2 separate regions of the Homo sapiens genome follow, and region 2 is linked to region 1. Evidence: read pairs that join two places in POLR2A ChIA-PET (ENCODE). Cell type or tissue: PC-9. All regions are shown on one strand. Each heading gives the region's core, and the rest is flanking DNA. Links, peaks and the distances in the headings are about the cores only.

Region 1 (2,923 bases), core at 327-2,826:
TATGTTGAACCAACTATGCATCCTAGGAATAAAGCCTACTTGATCACAGTAGACTAGCTTTTTGATGTGCTGCTGGATTGGGTTTGGTAGTATTTTGTTGAGGACTTTTGCATCTGTGTTCATCAGGGATATTGGCCTGAAGTTTTCTTTTTTCTGTGTCTCTGCCAGGTTTTGGTATCAGAGTTATGTTGACCTAATAAAATGAGTCAGGGAGGAGTCTCTCCTCCATAATTTTTACAATAGTTTCAGTAGGATTCATACCAGTTCTTCTTATATGTCTGGTAAAATTTGGCTGAGGATCCATCTGGTCCAGGGCTGTTTATGGTTGATAGGCTTTTTATTACTGATTCAATTTAGAAACTTGTTATTGGTCAGTTCAGGGTTTCAGTTTCTTCCTGGTTCAATCTTGGGAGGTTATATTTTTCTAGGAATTTATCTATTTCTTCTAGGTTTTCTAGTTTCTATGCATAGAGGTGTCTGTAACAATCTCTGAGGGGTTTTTGTTTTGTTTTACTATTTCTGTGGGGTTGGTAGTAATGTCACTTGTGTCATTTCTGATTGTGTTTATTTGGATTTTTCTCTCTGTTTTTCTTTGTTAGTCTAGCTAGCAGTCTATCAATCTTATTTGTTCTTTCAAATAACAAACTTTTGGTTTTTTGATCTTTTGTATATTTTTTCCCATCTCAATTTCATTCAGTTCAGCTCTGATTATGGTTATTTCTTCTGTTAGCTCTAAGGTTAGTTTTTTTCTTTCTTTTTTTTTTCTAGTTTCTCTAGGTGTGATGTTATGTTGTTAATTTGTGATCTTTCTAACTTTCAATGAAGGTGTTTCGTGCTATAAACTCCCCTCTTAACAGTGTTTTAGCTATGTCCCAGAGATTCTGGTATGTTGTATCTTTATTATCATTAGCTTCAAATAATTTCTTGATTTCTGCCTTAATTTCATTGTTTACCCAAAAGTCATTCAGGAGCAGGTTGGTTGTTTACTTTCCATGTAATTGTATGGTTTTGAGATAGAGCCTTTTTTTTTTTTTTTTTTTTTTTGAGACAGAGTCTTGCTCTTTCACCAGGCTGGAGTGCAGTGGCGCGATCTCGAGAGCCACATCTTAATAGACCTTTACAGTTAGTGAGGAGGCTGTAGTTCAAGAAAAAGTACCCTGTTCTAGCCCAGACAAGAGTCAAACACTTGGGCTCAAGTCTGCTCTATGCATCTAAATCAGTGTGTTAGATAAGTCTTTATGTCTAACTTTCCTTTCCTGTAATGAAGATAATAATACCTTCAGTATGTTTGTGAGAATAAAATGGCATGATCTATGTGAATATACTATGCCCATAAACTGTAATGTACCAAATACAACCACTATTACATAAAATAGTTGAGGAATTTTAAATATTGGTACCATAAGATGATTTTTAAAGTTTATTTCTAAGGTAACTTTCCTTTAGGTTCACAAATAAAGCCAGTTGAATTTACAAATAAACTCAGTTATCTCTAAGGTAACTTTTACTTGGATTTACGGCATTTTGTCTTTAATCTCTGTCATAACAAAGTCTTTCTTGCCTGATAATAGGCTTACTGATTGACCGCTTCTGTCTGACCGGGGGAAAAGACCCCATTGGCTATTTGAAGGCATATCTTACCAACTTGTATATTGCTGCAGATTCTGAAAAAGTGCAAGAGGCAATACAAGAAGGTATTAGTCTGATTTTATTCCTCTAGTTAATAAAGAGGTTTACACTAATGGTGACTTACATTAAGTTTCGCATATGATTATGAGGCTTATGGTCTTGTTGGATATTCTTCTGAAGTTTTTCCACATGGGGCAACACTTAAGTCTGTCCTTTAGAGCTTTGACTTTCCTGGAAATGGACATCCTCAGTAATTGTCCTACAATCCATTTCACATGTTCCATCCCTATAGAAACAGAGGCAGTGCATAGACAACTGTTCTGAGGTCTGTGGTTGTGAAGAGGAGTTGAGCCATCAGGTAATAGCTAGAGAGAAAACATAAGGTCTGGGAGAATTTGTTTTTTTTAATGGTAGAAACTATAACTCATGGACCTGAGAAGAGTATTAATCAGTCTCCATGATCTATCAGGTATTGCCTCTGCGACAATGTTTGATGGAGCCAAAGACATGGCTTACTGTGACACTCAGCTCCGTGTAGCCTTTGATGGGGATGCTGTCCTCTTCTCTGATGAGTCTGAACATTTTACCAAGGAGCATGGGCTCGACAAATTCTTCCAGTATGATACATTATGTGAAAGTAAGCCTCTTGCTCAGGTAGGTTCAATGAGTGCTAATTAATTTTTATGTACTTATTTATTTTCTAATATATAAATATCAATATTGGTCCATTCTGATGAATGTTTAAGTTATTCTAGGCAGGGCACTCCTTCTTACTGTCTTATCTTTGGAGCTTTCTCTCTTTCTTTCATGAATGGCTCACTTTGATGCATTCACTGCTGACAACTTTATTTTTAATTTTCACATTATTTTATCTATCCTTTTGGAAATACTTGCATGATCTTCCCATGATAAGAAGTCTGCCCTCTCCCAATTGGGAGTAACAGGAAATACTGCTTATCAATAAGCCATTTCTACATAATAAATTCTCAAAATAGTAGGGTCATTTCCAATAGATTAGAGTAAGCATTTGTTGAATCTCTGTCCTTGACTTCAAACTCAAGAAAGGCATCGCTTAATTGAGAAAATATGCACAACTAAGAACTTGAATCAAATAATGATCCTCAAACAAGTGCAAATTATGAATATGTAATCAAACTGAAACTAAATATTTAGATTGTTTTGGATTAGTGCTGTTGAGTACCTTTCAATCCATCCATGAACTGAAGTGTTAAAATCAAGGTCGAAAATGAACAGAACCTATAACTTTTGAACAAAAGGAAATCTGAAATCAAAA
Region 2 (2,923 bases), core at 183-2,682, 54 kb before region 1:
AACCCACCTAGAGGCCTAGATACATGCAGTTCTGGAATTTGCTTTTGATAAGCTTAATTTTTCCTTGCAGCATTAAGCACTATTTCTCCAGTTTCATCTCTTCCTTCTCCTATCTGGAGTATTTTATTATCTAGGCAGAATAGTCTACTTCAGTTTTAGTTGTGCCAAGTTCTCTCAGCTCTTGGATGTTTTACACCCTGTTTTCTCTTTCTGGAAAGATTTCCACCACCTCCACCTAAATAATCTTTAGTTTCCTTCAAAGTTTTTCTATCTTGTTGGGAAGCCTGTTCTTTCACACTACTCCCTGTAAGCTGGGTTGGGTACACCTCCTGTAGGCTCCACAACTTCCTGTCCTTACAGAGTGCTAATCATCCAGAATTGTGACTTTCTCTTCACTTGCCTCCTTCGATAGACCTTAGACAATTCCTTGGAAGCAGGGAACCCAAGACATTCATCTCTGACCCTTAAGCATTTGAAGCACAGTAAGTGCTCCATAAATGTTTGGTAAATCAATGAGTGAATGAGTAAGGACTCCAAAGCACCCTGATAAATATGATGGCACCAGGTCTTTTAAAGGCTCATTTCCCTTGCACAATCAGAACTAAGACAAACAACCTGAAGTCCTCCACTCAGAAGAACAATAGCATGCCAAGCCCTCTGGCACAGTATGGTCAGCAAAGAGTGTGACTTCATGAGATTGGTGAAGACAGCTGTGGCTACCCAGTGGTCACTCTTCAAGTTCTCAACAGAGCCTCAACAAGTCTAAAAGGAAATACTATGCATTCACATTGCTCTCCTTTCATCATTGACTCATTCTTTCAACAGATATTTATTAGGTCCCTGGGCACTTTTCTAGTATGGAGATTCAACATCAGTGAACAACAAAACAGAATGCCCCTGTTCTCATTAAGCTTGCTCTTTAGTTGCAGAAATAGACAACAAAGCACAAGATAAAAGTCAGATGATAACAGGGCTATGAAGCACAAAAAAGCACAATGAGGGACTTAGGGTGGGGTGCCAGTCCTATGGATGGTGGTCAGGGAAGTCTGCTCTAACTGGGTGACACTTGAACAGAGAGCTGAAGGAAGTGTGGGGGGTGAGTCATGTGGACCTGCTGGGGCAGAGACCATAGGACAGAGGGAAGGATGGCCAAAGCCTGAGCAGGAGAATAAGAGCAAGGGGCCTGTGCAGTTAGAAAGTGGGGAGGGAGACTGGGGAGAGAGGCCGAAAAGAGGTCAAAATCTAGTCAGAGTGAGATCAGGAGGCCCTCAAAGGTTATGGTAGGACTTTAGATTTGTTCTCAGTTCATTCAATTCTGTAACTCTACTTCTTTCTAGAAAAAAAAAATAGTAATCATGCAAATTTGGACCATCCTGTGTCCAGACATTGTTTACTTACCTTCCCATCCTTAGATTTTCACAATTTCTTAATCTCAGAAGTACTGATATCAGCCAAGTAGAGGAAAACATGCAATTTTCCCTGGTACTCTTCTGGAGAAACTCTCAGCCAAGAAGTCACAGATGAATTCTTCAAATACCTCTGAATTGCATCCATGATGTGACTCATTATCACACAGATTTAGATGCAGGTGGCCAAATCATAGCCTTCAAAACTTATTTCCTTGAACTATAAATCAGGTATCAGTGGGGCTGTTCCAGCTGTTCCAGAAAATAGGGGTTGCCTAGAAAAATCTTGCTGTACATTTAACAGCTGTACATTGTCATTGCCCAAAACAGACTAACATTCAGATTTTGCATTTATATTTCAGCAATTCTGTATTTAAATATCAATCCTGCTAAGGTCCAGTTGTTGTTTCACTATGTTGTCATTAGACCTGAAGGAGAAAAAATAGCTTTTCAAATTATACTACGCAGCCATAAAAAGGAATGAATTAACAGCATTTGCAGTGACCTGTATGAGACTGGAGACTATTATTCTAAGTGAAGTAACTCAGGAATGGAAAACCAAACACTGTATGTTCGCAATGATATGTGGGAGCTAAGTTATGAGGATGCAAAGGCATGAGAATGATACAATGGATTTTGGGAACTTGTAGGGAAGAATTGGAGGGGGGCAAGGGATAAAAGACTACAGATATGGTTCAGTGTATACTGCTTCGGTGATGGGTGCACCAAAATCTCACAAATCACCACTAAAGAACTTACTCATGTAACCAAATACCACCTGTACCCCAAAAACTTATGGAAAAATAAAAAATATATGATAAAATAAATGAAGAATAAATCATTAGTGGATACATATTAAAAAAATTAGAACGTGGGTCTTCTTCTAGAAGCAGAAATACCTGAGTTCAAACCCAGCTCCACAGATTTATTATTTTCTATTCTCAGGGAAGTTTCATAACCTTTTTTCTTCAGTTAAATCATCTGCAAAATGGGAATACTAATAGCACACAACACATAGGGAGATAGGGAGGGTTAAATGTGCCCAGGCATAGTAGGCTATATATATACACACATATATATATATGTAGGTTTATATAATGTATGATTGTGTTTGAATCCTAAAAATATTGTTATTTATAAAAATTAAAAGCAATCTAGTCATTTATTTTCAAATTGAAATTAATTCCATTTTAAACATTTGATAACTTCCAATTTTCAAACTCCAAAGCCAATGTAATCATCAGCCTCCCTAGAAGACTGTTTATCTATAAATGAATAGTTTTGGAATGAATGATATCTAAGTATTCTCAATGAAACAACTGTATAATTCTAGTGATCCACCAAAGGAGTCTCTATCCACTTTCTATGATTTCAGTGAGGTGGGAGAGAACTGAGACTGTTCCTATGTATCCCCATCCCCATGTACCTCTGAGTGGGAGGAGGAGGAACAAAAGGGAAAGGCTAAATTATACAGTCACGTGAGATCCAGCACAGTTGGAAAATGGGGCAGTTATAAA

Evidence for each region. ChIA-PET counts read pairs that join two places held together with the same protein. Peaks named below come from ENCODE experiments on the same cell type or tissue, not always from the same donor. Only the 100,000 strongest peaks of a DNase experiment are listed, where the experiment ranks them.
Region 2: POLR2A ChIA-PET joins it to region 1 with 15 read pairs; 2 of 35 experiments call an interaction of 5 or more read pairs at or near these places.

What each region holds. Positions count from the first base shown.
Region 1 is chr2:18,575,544-18,578,466 of GRCh38, reverse strand. NT5C1B-RDH14 (NT5C1B-RDH14 readthrough) reads left to right here. Exons shown (of 11, transcript NM_001199104.2): 8 at 1,572-1,694; 9 at 2,099-2,283. NT5C1B (5'-nucleotidase, cytosolic IB) reads left to right here. Exons shown (of 9, transcript NM_033253.4): 7 at 1,572-1,694; 8 at 2,099-2,283. The region is part of intron 2 of LOC105373456 (a long non-coding RNA gene); the gene reads right to left. Among named protein-coding and RNA genes, the nearest start is that of NT5C1B, 13 kb to the left of the region's middle. In PC-9, for the core only: no CTCF peak of the experiment used is centred there; no DNase peak of the experiment used is centred there.
Region 2 is chr2:18,628,922-18,631,844 of GRCh38, reverse strand. The region is part of intron 2 of LOC105373456 (a long non-coding RNA gene); the gene reads right to left. Among named protein-coding and RNA genes, the nearest start is that of NT5C1B-RDH14, 41 kb to the right of the region's middle. In PC-9, for the core only: no CTCF peak of the experiment used is centred there; DNase peaks (open chromatin) are centred at 684 and 1,554; H3K27ac peaks cover 338 bases.